2 separate regions of the Homo sapiens genome follow, and region 1 is linked to region 2. Evidence: chromatin loops called from intact Hi-C (ENCODE). Cell type or tissue: tibial artery. All regions are shown on one strand. Each heading gives the region's core, and the rest is flanking DNA. Links, peaks and the distances in the headings are about the cores only. Region 1 holds the start of ALG1 (ALG1 chitobiosyldiphosphodolichol beta-mannosyltransferase). Region 2 overlaps SEC14L5 (SEC14 like lipid binding 5).

Region 1 (8,329 bases), core at 90-8,089, 110 kb before region 2:
AACCACCACCAGAAGGGAGTGTGGAGACAGACGTGAGCTGGGTCCCAGTGACACTGCTGAGCTCGAAACCAACCATTTCCACAGACACTTCCATTTCATGGGCCAAAAAATGTGGTCCTTTGCTGAGGCCTGTTTCTATCATTTGGAACCAGCATTCGGCCTGATTCACCAGCCTCACCCCACCTCCTGCAGAGCCCACAAGGAACCGACTTCCGGAGGCCCACTATGGCCCTTCTTCTCACTCATCCTTGAGTGGTTTAGGGGACGGTATTTTACCCTCTTCCTAGACTCTCACCACTTGGCCAGCAGAACGAGGGGATGGTTGGGGCCATGCACCAGACCCATGATGGAGTAGCCATAGTTGTGCCAGTCAATGACGAGCTTGCTTCCACAAAGGCAGCCCACGAACCAGCAGACAGCAATGCTAGGCAGACCTGGGGGGTTCTAGGAAAGATAGAGACTTGAAGGGGAGGAAACCCAGACCATGCTAGGCAATAAACCCAGTAAAAATAGTCACAACACACATGGTGATGAGTCTGTTATCTTTACAGAGCTCTTGATAATAAGCAGAAGAAAGACCCTCTCCACCACCAAAATAGATGTAAAAAGTCATAAAAGAAACAGAATGGGCCAGGTGCGGTGGCTGATGCCTGTAATCCCAACACTTTGGGAGGCCAAGGCAGGAGGATCATTTGAGCCCAGGAGTTCAAGGCCGGCCTAGGAAACACAGTGAGACCTCATCTCTACAAAAAATTTAAAAATTAGCCAGGTGTGGTGGGACACACCTGCAGCCCCAGCTACTCAGGAGGCTGAGGAGGTAGGATCACTTGAGCCCAGGAGGATGAGGCTGCAGTTAAGCTATGATTGTGCCACTGCACTCCAGCCTGGGCGACAGAGCTAGACTCTGCCTCTAAAACAAACAAACAAAAACCAAACAAACAAACAGAACCAACCTGAAAAGTCCAAGATCATCAATAATCAAGGAGGCAAAAAACAGAACAAAGAGATGGCATTTTTCACCTGTTGGAATGCAAATTCTAAAAAGGTCTAACAACAGCTGGTGATGGTAAGCATGGGGGAGAAGAGGTACCCCCACTCAGCGGGGGCCAAACTGACCCAACCTTACTCTAAAGCTATCCAGTAACATACACATTTTTAAAATGCATCAACTTTGACTACACAATTCCACTGCTGGGAAGTTACCCTAAGAAAGAAACTGGACTTATACAAAAGGCATATGCTCGCTGTGCTTGGAGCCACACTATTTGTAAAAGTAAAAACAAAATCAGGAAGAATCTGAGTATCCATTAACATGAGACTAAATACATGCAGTATAGTACATCACATATTGGAATTCAAGGCTGCCTATTAAAAGAGGAAGGTGTGGGTCACGATGGTTCATGCCTGTAATCCCAGCAATCTGGGAGGCCGAGGCAGGTGGATCACCTGAGGTCAGGAGTTCAAGACCATCCTGGCCAGCATAGCGAAACCCCATCTCTACTAAAAAAAATTACAAAAATTAGCCAGGCATGGTGGCACATGCCTGTAATCCCAGCTACTCAGGAGGCTGAGGCAGGAAAATCACTTGAACACGGGAGGTAGAAGGTGCAGTGAGCCAAGATCGCACCACTGCACTCCAGCCTGAGCAACAGAGACTCCATCTCAGGAAAAATAAAAATAAATAAATAAAAGAGGAAGGTGCTTCTATATATTAAAAATTGATTTAAAAAAAAAAGTATTCTTCCTTCAGCTAGAAAAGAAAGAAAAATTTTTTAAAGAAAAAGTGATCAAGGGAAGGGATTAAAAGTATAACGATAGGCCAGGCGCGGTGGCGCACGCCTGTAATCCCAGCACTTTGGGACGCCGAGGGGGGCGGATTACCTGAGGTCAGGAGTTCGAGAACAGCCTGGCCAACATGGCGTAACCCCATTTCTACTAAAAATACAAAAATTAGCTGGGCGTGGTGGCGGGCACCTGTAATCCCAGCTACTCAGGAGGCTGAGGCAGGAGAATCACTTGAACCCGGCAGGCAGAGGTTGCAGTGAGCCGAGATCACGCCACTGCACTCCAGCCTGGGCGGCAAGAGCGAAACTCTGTCTCAAAAAAATATATGTGTGTTTGTGTGTGCGCGCGTATGCGTGCGTGTGTATACTATAGAACCACACTGACGACCTACGTTCAAATCCTGATTCCACCACTTCCTAGCTGTATGGCGATGGGCTACTTACAGAGCCTTTCTCAGTCTAGGTTTTCTCATCTAAATGAGAACAACCTTAAGAAACAGGTTCTTGTATTACCTACATGCAATATTTCTTAGGGTAACTGTGAGGACTAAATGAGTTAATACATGGAAAACACTTGATACACAGTCAGTACAATGTAAGACTATCTGTAATGACACAGAGAGCATGGATAGGTGCCATAAATAGACACATACCATAGGCTCCTACTCATGTCTTTAAACGCCCATACACACAACACACACACATATGAATATGCAATATAGTACCAATTTGTGCTGGAAAGTAAACTGCTAACATGGCTCTCACAGAGGGAGGCAGAGGCTGATACACACCTGGAGAAAGATATAGGCACCTGGCTCCCTCCACATCAACTTCCACAGCAAGTACATAGCCTGAAGTACAACTTTGACTCCGTACTGGAAAACTCGGGGCCCAACTGCAAGTCAGAAAACACCTGTGACTACCAAAGGAGCGTCTGGCAATCTGCACGGCTTTTCAAACGAACACCCCCTGCCCCCAGCCCATGGATTCAGAGGATTCTGGAGTTGACGGCATCCTACCTGCAAGACTCTGAAGTTCTGTCAACCCCACAATCTGAATTCTGTTGTTCTGCAAGAGCTCATCATGGGGTTTGGAGTCTGAAAAATGAGAATGATCCCTTTAATGTACCAGAAGCAGCAATCTAAAGTCAGATAATCTCCCAACTCAGGCTGAATCACGGACAGTGTTTTGGAAAGTAAGATATTTCAAAACCTCTCTCTGCTCCTCACTAGCCAGAACAGAGAATGCGGCCAATTCTTGTTCAGATTGCTCTAGGAGGCACACAGAGATAGGGCCTGAATCTTACCTACCTTCACTTAACATGATGCCTGGCAAACAGTAGGTGCTCAATTAAACTAATCTAGATTGTCTGGATAGTGGAATTTTCCCACCACAGAGCCATCCCTAGGAAGTCCCACTCTACCCCATCACCCTAGGATAGCAGATTCTAAACAGGGATTAAAGGCAACTAGTGCTGTTCCCACTTCTTCCTGAGATGGGGTTGAGCTACCCTCTCAAGATACCAACGTGGAGAATAATGAGGGAGCAGACACCGCTGCCCTGCACACTGTGGGGAAAAGCTGGACATGAAGAACAAATGAAAACATCTGTCTGCAGAGCTCTGCGTTGAGGGATGAGGAATGAAATATCCTGTCAGCTCAGACATAGCCTGACAAGGGTAGCTGCACAGGGACGTAGCTACCAGCACTAGCCCTGGAGTTCCACGCACCTGGGTTCCACTTACTAGGAGAATTACGTGAGACCACGCAATGGATTCACTTAACACACTTCTGACACGTGGCAAGATTAACGCCGGCTATACCTAGAGACCCACCCAGGAAAGGCTGGGGCAGAACCGCTCGTCTAATCTCGGAGAGCTGCCCAAAGGCGGCGACTAAAGGAGCACTTCCGCCTCGACTCCCCGGGGCGGTTAGAACCGAGGATCAACGGCTGAGAGAGCATCGTCCCTCCCAGACCCTTGGCCACTCACTGCAGAACCCCAGGAGGGTCACCGAGAAGCCGTGCATGGCCAACGACAGCGCGTGGTACTGCATACGGGGGCTGCGGCCCACGTCGCCCAGCACCACCGCTACTACATGCCGGGCCGCCCGCCCCCGGCGCCAGCGCTTCCATCCTCCCAGCAGCAGCAGCGGCAGCAGCAGACACAGCGCCAGCAGGACCAAGCATGAGGCCGCCATCTTGGCTGGCCCGCAGCAGTCACGTGACCGCGCTTCCTCGCGCTGTGCGCAGCCGCAGACCGAGCCTCCGAAGTGGGCCGAGAGGGCGAGAAGTGGACGCGGTTCCCTAACAGGGGCCCGGGGAACCCCCAGGAGCCCCTCGGGGCCAAGAATTAGTAGTAGTAGGACACACGCACATACACCAGATTCCCTACACACCAGTGTATTTCCCCGACTAAAGTAAAGCTGTTACTGTATTGGGATCTAAGAACTCTCTTCAGGATTCAAAGATAATTTCAAAATATAGTGACACAAGAATTTGGATAAATTTCATCCTAACATTGATAAAGGAGCCAGATGCTGACGAGTACGAATTGTAGAGTTCCGTCTATGTAAATAAAAACCAGTCCTCGCTGTTAGAAGTTAGGGGCTGGTGGGTTCTGCTTCTGGATCTGGTGCTGGTAATGTGGGTGTGCTGCATTTGGGGCGGTACCTCAAGCAGCAGATTACCTGCCCATTTTCCAGGGTGTACATCACACTTAATAAAACATTTAAAAGGTAGAGAGGGGGAAGGACAAACAAGGAAGTAAACACCATCATGATTTTGCTTAAGTATCAATGGCTAGAAAGGAAATTTCCACAGTGACCCTCCAATTTCACCTCCCAAAGTAGCCATAGTGAGAGTTTAATGTGTGTCTCTGCGATGGCCTGTATTAGTCCGTTTTCATGCTGCTGATAAAGACATACCCGAGACTGAGCACTTTACATAAGAAAGAGGTTTCATGGACTTACAGGTCCACATGGCTGGGAAGGCCTCACCATCATGGCAGAAGGCAAGGAGGAGCAAGTCACCTCTTACATAGATGGCAGCAGGCAAAAAGAGAGCTTCTGCAGGAAAACTCCTTTTTATAAAACAATCAGGTCTCGTGAGGCTTATTCACTATCACGAGAACGGCACGGGAAACACCTGACCCCATGATTCAGTTACCTCCCACTGGGTCCCTTCCACACAACACATGGGAATTCAAGATGAGATTTGGGTGGGGACACAGCCAAACCGTATCATGACCTTTTTTCTTTGAAAGCGGTCCCTTGCAGAGAAACACCAAGAGCTCACTGGTGATGCTACCCCATTGCCTCCACTTGGGAGCTGCCGCAGAACCTGGAGAGCCACCACCCAGACCGTATTCAACAAACAAACAAGACTCCTCCCCTGATGAGGACCACAGGCAGCACCCACGGGACAGGGTAGCCCACATGGATGTGGCTCCCCAGTGTCCCTGGGCTCAGCTCAGGGCTTGGCACACTTTGCATCTGCTTTTCACAATTGCCCCATCACTCCCTTTCTATGGATTCAGAAGGGACAGCTCACGCCTTAAGCCAGACCTTGAAACCCGAGCTTTCAGAAGGAAAGGAAGGACGAGTAAGTATCTGCAGACAGCAGGGATGGGCATACAAACATGCTGGCAGCGGCATTTATCCTCCAGTTCCCAGCGAGGCCCCTGCCTCCAGGTTGCGTGTGCTGGGGTGGAGGCCTGTGACACATCGCCTGCCCAACTCTGTCGACGCTCTGTAATGGGACAGGTAGGGATCTGGGACCTCAGCCTCAGGACTCCTGGCTTTCCTGCTCCACCTCGGGCGAGTCACTCCCCATCAATTTGCTTTCTTCGTCTGTGAATTAAGGGAGGGGAACTTCAAGTCTTTGAGAGCCTGTCCTGCTCTGATGAGCTAAGAGGATAAAGACTATGGTGATGACAAACCAAAAGTAGATGCCTCCCTCTGGTAGGTGAACCTCCGTCGGGGAGGGAGTTGCCGTGGTGTCTCCTGGAGAGAGGGGACGGAGCCATCCCCAGCAGGGGGGCGGTTTCATAGCTGGGCCAGCCCACCTGTCCGGCTTTCTCACTTGGCATCCATTCCACATGAGATCCAGTCTTTCCAACAATCAAGAGGATATATGGATAAGTCACTCAATCTCCCTTGGAGCCTCAGATTTTGTTCAAGTTGACTGAGCACCCACTTGAGGGGTGATCAAGGATTAACAGAAGTAATGACAATGACAAGCTTCCCCTAGAACCTCTGTTCCCAGTGGTGCTCCCAAGGGGGCAAAAATGGCTCTTGGGGAGCAAAACATCCTTACCCTTTTTATGTATAAAGCACAGATAATGATACAATACACAAGCATGCAGTATATCTGCAGTATTAAAATTTTATGAAGGCTGAAAGCAGTGGCTCATGCCTGTAATCCCAGCACTTTGGGACGCTGAGGCGGAAGGATCACTTGAGCCCAGGAGTTCAAGACCAGCCTGGGCACCATAGTGAAACCCCATCTCTACAAAGAATACCCAAAAAATGGTGGTGGCGTGTGCCTATAGTCCCAGCTACTCGGGAGACTGAGGTGGGAAGATCACCTGAGCCCAGGGAGGTCGAGGCTGCAGTGAACCATGATCATACCACTGCACTCCAGCCTAAGTGACAAAGCGAGACCCTGTCTCAAAAAAATAAACAAGTAAAATAAAATTTCATGGGGCAGTACATAAGGAACCCTCATCTTCTGCCAGTGGGCACGTAAATGGCCCAGCCACTGTGGAAAACAGTCGTATGGTCCCTCATTAGGTTCAACATAGAATTATCACGTGACACAGCAATGGCATTCCCACGTATACACCCAGGAGAATGAAAAACAGGTTTTCGAACAAAAACTTGTAAACAAACATCAGTACTGTCCACAAGAATCAAATCATGGAAACAATCCAGAGGCTCATCAGTGGATGAGTGATGAACAGAATGCGGTCTGTCCACAGCTCCCACAGCCTCCCACCCGAGGTTTCCCAGGTGTCTCCTTGTTTGCTTGTTTGTTTGTTTGTTTTGAGATGGAGTCTCACTCTGTCGTCCAGGCTGGAGTGCAGGGGTGCCGTCTCGGCTCACTGCAACCTCCACCTCCCAGGTTCAAGTGATTCTCCTGCCTCAGCCTCCCTAGTAGCTGGGATTACAGCCCTGCACCATCACGCCTGGCTAAGTTTTGTATGTTTAGTGGAGTCGGGGTTTCACCATGTTGGCCAGGATGGTCTCAAACTCATAACCTCAAGTGATCCGCCCACCTCAGCCTCCCAAAGTGCTGGGATTACAGGTGTGAGCCACCACGCCCTGCTCCAGGTGTCTTGTTTTCATTTTATTTTATTTTATTTTATTTTATTTTATTTTATTTTATTTTATATTTCATTTCATTTCATTTCATTTTATATTTTGAGACAGAGTCTCACTCTGTTACCCAGGCTGCAGTGCAGTGGCCCCATCTCGGCTCACTGCAACCTCTGCCTCCCAGGTTCAAGTGATTCTCTTGCCTCAGCCTCCCAAGTAGCTGGGATTAGAGTTGCGTGCCACCACGCCTGGCTAATTTTTGTATTTTTAGTAAAGACAGGGTTTCACCACGTTGGCCATGTTGGTCTTGAACTCCTGACCTCAAGTGATCTCCCCGCCTCAGCCTCTCAAAGTGCTGGGATTACAGGTATGAGCCACCATGCCCGGCCTAGGTGTCTACTTTTGGTTTGTCATCTCCATAGTCCTCATCCTCTTAAATCATCAGAGCAGGAGGGGCTTCCCCGGGAGATGATATTATTCATCCATAAAAAAGAATAAAGTACTGACATGTGCTACAACACAGATGAACCTTGAAAACATCACGCTGAGTGAGAGAAGCCAGACACAAAAAGCCACGCATTGTATGATTCCATTTATATGAAATATCCACCGTAGGTCAAACCATAGACACAGAAAGTTGATTCATGGTTGGTAGGGGCTGGGGAGGAGGGAATAGGGAGTTTCTGCAAATGGGTATGGGATTTCTTTTCAGGGTGGCAAAAACATTCTGGAGATAGATAGTGATGGCTGCACAACTTTGTGAATATACTAAAAACCACTGTGAAACTGTACACATTTAAAAGGTGAATTTTATGGTATGTGAATAATATCTCAATAAGCCTCTTACTAAAGATTTTTCAGGATTAAAACGTCTAAAAACACTCCGGGGGTAGAAAAAAGAACAATGACGAAATTAAAAGGTGGAGAAGCCCTAACCTAGCATCTGCACATAGGGAGCATCACATACACACTTTAGTGGTGTTCTTTTGATTATTATTACAGATCTGTAATCTGTTTGCTGAAGCCCTTGGGACCAAGTATGTTTCTGAATTCAAAATTGTTGGGATTTTAGAAAGATAATGTGGTGCACATACATACAACAGCCCCAGCAAGGTTTGGGACAGCACCCAGGAAACCAACATTAACATTTCTGCAAGGAAACAGATGCGCATTCACACTGAATGAAACCAATAAGGACGCTAGGTCCTCACTCTCTGCTGTGGTTTGAAT
Region 2 (8,329 bases), core at 300-8,299:
GAAAGTACTAGATCAGTGCACATTTGAGCCTCTGACATTGGAGAAAAAAAGAAGTGCTAGGAATCCACCTCGCACAGCCTTCGGCACACAGCAAAAACTCAAAAAATATTTGTGGAATGCACACATGCATGAATGCATAAATAAATGCACACAGAAATGAATGCACGAGGGCCTTACACTTATTTCAGGGCCCTCGGAAATCAGAAGACAACTATGCAGGGCAGTGGATCACCTCTGTTCTCCCAGCGCAAATCAGAGCAGCATTCAAGGTAGAAAACATTGCTTGCCTTAATCTGTTAGCAACAGGATCAGATGACAGGCTCCAGGGAGCTAATTTAAACTCATTTAAATAAGGCCCCGGCCGCTTTGTTAAAACTACCTCCGTAACAGCGAATCCAACTGTAACTGCTTTTGGCCTAAGCCACAATAATTTACCTTCACAGGCTGCTTCTTATTAATAACGCATTGGCTAAATTACAAGCTGTTTAACAATACAACAAGGCCAGGTCTTTAAATATTTTAACATGTAATTGCTGAAGGACAGAACCTTACCTCCGTAACCCTTCCTCCACAGGAAAAGCCTTTTGCTTAGGAAGTTCTACTCCAAGCCATCTTCCTTATTTAGGTTTGCAAAACAGAGATGACCTGACGCTACTGGGCTTTGGAGCCCCACAGGAACACCTGGGCAGTGGCTGGACAAAAGGGGACCAGGTCATTCCTAAAGCCACAGTACTGCTGCTGGTGCACAAATGTTTATGGAAAGTCAAGGCCAGGTACAGTGGCTCACATCTGTGATCCCAGCACTTTGGGAGACCACAGGAGGATGGCTTGAGCCCAGGAATTTCGGACTAGCATGGGCAACATAGGGAGAGCTCACCTCTACAAAAATATTTTTTAAAATTAGCCAGGTGCGGCCGGGCGCCGTGGCCCACGCCTGTAACCCTAACACTTTGGGAGGCCAGGGCAGGCGGATCACCTGAGGTCGGGAGTTCGAGACCAGCCTGACCAATATGGAGAAACCCCGTCTGTGCTAAAAATACAAAATTAGCCTGGCGTGGTGGTGCATGCCTGTAATCCCAGCTACTCGGGAGGCTGAGGTAGAAGAATTGCTTGAACCCGGGAGGCAGAGGTTTCAGTGAGCCGAGATTGCGCCACTGCACTCCAGCCTGGGCAACAAGAGCGAAACTTCGTCTCAAAAAAAAAATTAGCCAGGCGTGGTGGTGAACACCTGTGGTCTCAGCTATTTAGAAGGCTGAGGTGGGAGAATCACTTGACCTCCAGGAGGTCAAGGCTGCAGTGAGCCATGATTGCACCACTGCACTCCAGCTTGAGTAACAGAGCAAGCCCCTGTCTCAAAAAAGAAATATAATAAAATAAAATAGAGAGGGAGAAAGGGAAGGGAAGGAGAGGGGAGGGGAAGGGAGGGGAAGGGGGAGGGGGGGAGGGGAGAGGTGAAGGAAGGAAAGAAGGAAAGGAAGGAAGGAAGGAGGCCAGGTGTGGTCACGCCTGTAATCACAGCACTTTGGGAGGCCGAGGTAGGTGGATCACCTGAGGTCAGGAGTTCAAGTGACCTCAGGGTCACTTGAGGTCAGGAGTTGGAGACCAGCCTGGCCAACATGGTGAAACCCCATCTCTATTAAAAATACAAAAATCAGCCAGGCATGGTGGCGGGCACCTGTAATCCCAGCTACTCAGGAGGCTGAGGTGGGAGAATCGCTTGACCCTGGGAGGTGGAAGTTTCAATGAGCCAAGATTGCACCACTGCACTCTAGTCTGGGCGACAGAGCAACACTCTGTCAAAAAAAAAAAAAAAAAAAAAAAAAAAAAACGAAAGAAAGAAAAGTCAGAGCCAGAATCCGGAAAGTCTGGCTGTGAGCTCTGGCTGTGGGGTCAGATTCCCTGAGTTCAAATCCCAGCTGTGAAATGTAACCCCTAAAATAGATATGTTGAAGTCCTAAGCCCTGGTACCTGTAAATGTGACCTCATTTGGAGAACAGGTCTTTACAAGTAATCAAGTTGAAGCGAGGCCATTGGAGTGTCCTTATAAATCCAATATGACTGGTGTCCTTATAAAAAAACGGAAATCTGGACACAGTGAGTCATTATGTGAGGACTGGAGTTCTGCTGTCCCAAGTCAAGGAACTGTCCGAGGCTGGGAGAGAGGCCAGGAGCAGATCCCCTTCTAGAGCCTCCAGAGGGAGTGTGGGCCTGCCCACACCTTGAATTCAGGCTTCTGGCCTCCAGAACAGTGAGGCAATGAACTTATGTTGTTCTAAGTCACCCGGTTTGTGGCTCTGTGGGACCATAAACACTGGTCACTGAGGGACAGTCTCCTGGACCTTGCTGAGCCTCAATTTCCTCTTCTGCTACAGATCAGGCTGCTATAATGGACCTGCCTCTGAGCTGGCCTAAAGGGCTGGCCACAGGTAGCGCTGAATAAACACTCCCGGGCTTGGCCGGTGTGCCAGGGGCCAGGGCCTGCAGGCTTGGGCTGTATTCTCCCTTGCAGGGTCCCGAAGGGGTAAAGGCATCCTGATGGTAACTGCCTCCGCTGGGACCATGCACTTGGCCCAGACGCCAGCTCAGTAACTTCAGATCCTCCATCCAGCTCTGAAAAATGGTAGAGCTCATAGTTGGGGTGTAAATTGAGGGGCCGAACTGCCTGAAGTTGAGTCCCCACCTGCTACATGTTTGCTTTGGAGCCCTGGATAAGCCTCTCCTTAGTCTCCTCCTCTGTCGAATGGGCTGCCCACAGAACTCATCTCATGGGGTGGCTATGAGGAATTAATAAGTGAATAGACTCAGAGCAGTGTCTGGGGCTGGGCACGGTGGCTCACGCCTGTAATCCCAGCATTTTGGGAGGCTAAGTCGGGTGATTACCTGAGGTCAGGAGTTCCAGACCAGCCTTGCCAACATAATGAAACCCTGTCTCTACTAAAAATACAAAAATTTAGCTGGGCATGGTGGCGGGCACTTGTACTCCCAGCTACTCAGGAGGCTGAGGCAGGAGAATCACTTGAACCCGGGAGGTGAATGTTGCAGTGAGCCGAGACCATGCCACTGCACTCCAGCCTGGGTGACAGAGCAAGACTCCATCTCAAAAAAAAAAAAAAAAAAAAAAAAGAGGCCGGGCGCGGTGGGTCACGCCTGTAATCCCAGCACTTTGGGAGGCAGAGGAGGGCGGATTATGAGGTCAGGAGATTGACACCATCCTGGCTAACACAGTGAAACCCCGTCTCTACTAAAAAATAGAAAAAATTAGCCAGGCATGGTGGCGGAACTTCAGTGCTGTGTATGAGTTTGTTAAATATTTTTAACATTTTTAACATTTTTTTTAATTTTATTTTTTGAGGCAGGGTCTCACTCTGTTGCCCAGGGTGGACTGCAGTAGCAACATCACAGCTCACTGCAGCCTCAATCTCCTGGGCTCAAGTGATCCTCCTGCCTCAGTTTCCCAAGTAGCTGGGACTGCAGGTGTAAACCATCACACCCAGCTAATTGTTTTATTTTTGGTAGAGATGGGGACTCCCTATGTTGCCCAGGCTGGTCTCAAACTCCTCAGCTCAAGCAGTCCTCCTGCTTCGGCCTCCTAAAGTGCTGGGATTACATGCGTGAGCCACCACAACTGGCCTTAAATAAAATTTAAAATAGAATCTTCAAAAACCCATTGAATAACCGGTACCATTCACAATAGAGATTTCTTTTTTTTTTTTTTTTTTTTTTTTTTTTTGAGATGGAGTCTTGCTCTTTTGCCCAGGCTGGAGTGCAGTGGTGCTATCTCGGCTCAGTGCAAGCTCCGCCTCCCGGTTTCACACCATTCTCCTGCCTCAGCCTCCCGAGTAGCTGGGACTACAGGCGCCCGCCACCACACCCGGCTAATTTTTTGTATTTTTAGTAGAGACGCGGTTTCACCGTGTTAGCCAGGATGGTCTCGATCTCCTGACCTCGTGATCCGCCCGCCTCGGCCTCCTAAAGTGCTGGGATTACAGGCGTGAGCCACCGCGCCTGGCCAACAACAGAGATTTATTTGGAAAGAATATGTTCATACAAAAACTTGTGCATAAATATTTATAGCAGCACTATTTATAATAGTCCCCCCAAACTGAAAACAACTTAAATATCCATCAACTAATGAATGATAAAGAAAATGTGGTCTATTCATACACAGTGAAGTATTTATTTAGCCATAAAAACAAGGCAGAATCTATACATGCTAAGATGTGGATGAACCTTAAAAATATTGTACCCTCAGGTGTCTTCTTATCACCAGACACATTCAAGATGTATACGTTAAAGACATATAGCTTTTTATGTGTCAATCACACCTGAATGAGGTAGTTTTAAAAATATATATTATAGTGGCTGGGCACAGTGGCTCACACCTGTAATCCTAGCACTTTGGGAGTCCAAAGTGGGCAGATCACCTGGGGCCAGGAGTTCGAGACCAGCCTGACCAACACGGTGAAACCCCATGTCTACTAAAAATACAAACATTAGCCGGGCGTGGTGGTGCCCATCTGTAATCCCAGCTACTCAGGAGGGTGAGACAGGAGAATCTCTTCAGCCTGGGAGACAAAGGTTGCAGTGAGCCAACATCAGGCCACTGCACCCCAGCTTGGGTGACAGTGAGACCCCGTATCGAAAAAAGAAGAAGAGGTGGGGCACAGTGGCTCACGCCTGTAATCCCAGCATTTTGGGAGGCCGAAGCAGGAAGATCACCTGAGGTCGGGAGTGAAGAAGAAGAATTGGGGAATGTGCTGAGGCCTCGAGCAGAGAGAGAGCCTGTGGGTCTGGTTCTTTTTTTTTTGAGATAGGGTCACACTCTGTCACCCAGGCTGGAGTGCAATGGAGCGAACTCGGCTCCCTGCAACCTGTCTCCCAGGTTCAAGCGATTCTCCTGCCTCAGCCTCCCGACTAGCTGGGATTACAAGCATGCACCACCACACTTAGGTAATTTTGTATTTTTAGGGAAGACGGGGTTTCTCCATGTTGGTCAGGATGGTCTTGATCTCCAAACCTCATGATCCACCTGCCTCGGCCTCCCAAAGTGCTGGGATTACAGGTGTGAGCCACCATGCCCGGCCCTGGTTCTTTACCACCCACTTGAGAAAAGAGACAAATAACCTAGACTCGACTCACAATGGACTGGGCAGAGCATGGCCTTCGGGACTCAGGCGACCTGAGCCACATGGCCTTTGTGTCCTCTATGCAAGGACCTCCACAAAGACACCACCACCCCACACACCTTCTGGGACCCGGGCATTCAAAGGACTGACGGACCCTCTCCAACACTGGATACTCCAGCTGCCTCCATTGTCTTAATTGTTTTTCTCTGTTTACCAAGATAATAAAAGCTCATTGTTTTGAACCCAATGATACGGAATGCTATCAAGAAAGAAAGGAAGGCTGAGCGCAGTGGCTCATGCCTATAATCCCAGCCCTTTGGGAGGCCAGGGTGGGAGGATCACTTGAGCCCAGGAGTTCAAGACCAGGCTGGGCAACATAGTGAGACCTCATTTCTATAAAAGTATTTATAAATTTTTATATAGTAGAATTTAAAAACTAGCCGGGTATGGTGGTGCATGCTTGTACTCCCAGCTAAGGCTGTACTCTGGAGACTAAGGCAGGAGGATGGCTTGAGCCCAGGAGTTCAAGGCTGCAGTGAGCCATGATTGCATCACTGCACTCCAACCTCAGCAACAGGGCGAGACTCTGTCTCAAAAAGAAAGAAAAAAGGGAGCAAAAGCCTGGGCCCAGTGGCTCGCGCCTCTAATCCCAGCACTTTGGGAGGCCAAGGCGGGCGGAACACTTGAGGTCAGGAGTTCAAGACCAGTCTGGCCAGCATGGTGAAACCCCGTCTCTACTAAAAATACAAAAATTAGTCAAGTGTGGTAGCACATGCCTGTAATCTCAGCTACTCAGGGGGCTGAAGCAAGAGAATCACTTGAACCCAGAAGGCGGAGGTTGCAGTCAGCCAAGATCATGCCACTGCACTCCAACCTAGATGACAAAGCGAGCGAGACTCCATCTTAAAAAAAAAATAGTTGGGAGGAGGAAAGATACCCTAGAATCCTTCTCTTTAGAAGCAAAATTCGTGGGAAGGGATTTGGAGAGAAATCTCTGTTTATTTGACTAGATAAATTTTTTAAGTGAGAGTATTAATTTTTAAAAATGTTTAAAGCCAGGTCTAGAAAGGTTACCTCAAAGCACAATTTTGTAATCAATTACTCAAGCCCAATTTCAGTCATTTGTGTCATTGTCAGTGGAGTTTTGAAGAAGCTAGGAGCATTTTGATTCTGAAGTCAGTTTTGTTAAACAGAAAAACTGAAAGGCCAGCTTTTCTGGTCACTCGGATGCAGTGAAAATAGCTGAGTTCATCTGAAACTTCCCCGGCATCTGACCCAATCTGAGGGCAAGTGTTTAACTGCGAAACAAAGACGAACATTAAGCATAGAAAACCCCTTTTGTGCTTCCACAGTGTGCAAGTTACGTTGAGTTATGCAGCTATTTTGGGGACAATAATGTTTTGTAAACAGTCGGCAAAGTGGCTTTGTTGGCAGTGTTGCTGTGGCTTGGGACCATTTCACAGACAAGGACTGTATGGAAGATAGAATGACAGGGTTGTGGCAGTCCCTCTGGAAAATACAAATGACTTAAATTAACGCAGGTACAGATAAGGAAGTTTTTTTTTTTTTTTTTTTTTTGAGACAGAGTTTCACTCTTCCCCCAGGCTGGAGTGCAATGGCACGATCTCGGCTCCCTGCAACCTCCGCCTCCCGGGTTTAAGCGATTCTCCTCTCTCAGCCTCCCGAATAGCTGGGATTACAGGTGCTTGCCACCATACCCAGCTAATTCTTGTATTTTTAGTAGAGACAAGGTTTTACCATGTTGGCCAAGCTCGTCTCGAACTCCTGACCTGAGGTGGTCCGCCCGCCTTAGCCTCCCAAAGTGTTGGGATTACAGGCATGATCCACCATACCTGGCCACAGATAATATAGATTTGAAAGCCTTTTTTTCACTCTACCCACAGGTGTCAGTACCTAGAGACTCAACAGCGAAGGGAGTAAATGGAGCCGTGCCTTCATTTGTGGAACCTGAAGCTTACAAAATATGTTTAACATACCCAATACAGGCAATGCGAGTACATTACTAGTGCTATTCATATAGTTTTTCTGTTGTTTTTGTTTTCTTTTCTTTTTTTCTTTTTCTTTTTTTTTTTTTTTTTGAGACAGAGTCTCGCTCTGTTGCCCAGGCTCGAGTGCAGGACTGTGTGTCCAGTCCTGTCTTATTCTATGAATAAGCACCCAGCCCCCATTTTCTTGATTTGTGAAATGGGGATGACTGTATGCCTATATGCGCCTCATAAGGTTGTCATGAAGATGAAAAGTGATTGTGTGTGTGTGTGTCTGTTTGCCTCGCACAGGGCCCAGTCCTACCAAGTGACAATAAGTGGTCGATAAACATAAATAATCACCCTTAGTTTAAGGCTCTGGCAGCTCACATGTTCTAAGACCCAAGCACTTGTTCATTCATTCATAAGAAGAGAGAAACTGTCCCCACCCTTCTCTGACAGTCCAAGGACCCATGGTTCTCTGCCATGAATCTGAGACACATTAACTATAGGATGGAAAACCATCTACTGCATGTGCTTAATAAATTCCAACTTAATTTGTCACGTTTAGGGTTCTGAAAATATTTACAATCATTGCACTTGAAAATAAGCCATGCCCATGAATATAGCACTTAAGGCTATATGAATAGGGGCCGGATGCAGTGAGTCACCCCTGTAATCCCAGCACTTTGGGAGGCCGAGGCTAGTGGATCACTTGAGGTCAGCAGTTCGAGACCAGCGTGGCCAACGTGATGAAACCCCGTCTATACTGAAAATACAAAAATTACCTGGGCATGGTGGTGTGCATCTGTAATCTCAGCTACTCAGGGGGCTGAGGCACGAGAATGGCTTGAACCTGGGAGGCAGAGGTTGCAGTGAGCCAAGATGGCACCACTGCACTCCAGTCTGGGCAACAGAGTGAGACTCAGTCTGGAAAAAGTAAAAGAAAATGGGGCTCAGAAAAGTTCAGCAACTTTGTTGTTGTTGTTGTTGCTGTTGTTGTTGTTGAGACGGAGTCTCGCTCTGTCACCCATGCTGGAGTGTTGCGGCGCAATCTCGGCTCTCTGCAACGTCTGCCTCCTGGGTTCAAGAGATTCTCCTGCTTCAGCCTCCCGAGTAGATGGGACTACAGGTGCGCGCCACCACGCCCGGCTAATTTTTCTTGTATTTTTAGTTGAGTTGGGGTTTCACCGTGTTACACGGGATTGTCTTGATCTC

The links. A loop is a pair of places that touch in the nucleus more often than their neighbours do. Peaks named below come from ENCODE experiments on the same cell type or tissue, not always from the same donor. Only the 100,000 strongest peaks of a DNase experiment are listed, where the experiment ranks them.
Region 1: a loop joins it to region 2, with 2.4 times the contacts of the local background. A loop is called at or near these places in 15 of 110 quality-filtered maps.

The regions. Positions count from the first base shown.
Region 1 is chr16:5,067,503-5,075,831 of GRCh38, reverse strand. ALG1 (ALG1 chitobiosyldiphosphodolichol beta-mannosyltransferase) reads right to left here and starts at 3,989. Exons shown (of 13, transcript NM_019109.5): 1 at 3,775-3,989; 2 at 2,804-2,881; 3 at 2,576-2,679; 4 at 296-444. The coding sequence starts at 3,982. RefSeq lists enhancers at 3,530-3,589, 3,760-3,869, 3,900-3,959. In tibial artery, for the core only: no CTCF peak of the experiment used is centred there; a DNase peak (open chromatin) is centred at 3,911; H3K4me3 peaks cover 1,492 bases; H3K27ac peaks cover 1,933 bases.
Region 2 is chr16:4,961,062-4,969,390 of GRCh38, reverse strand. All of the region lies in intron 2 of SEC14L5 (SEC14 like lipid binding 5), which reads right to left. Among named protein-coding and RNA genes, the nearest start is that of SEC14L5, 6.9 kb to the right of the region's middle. In tibial artery, for the core only: no CTCF peak of the experiment used is centred there; no DNase peak of the experiment used is centred there.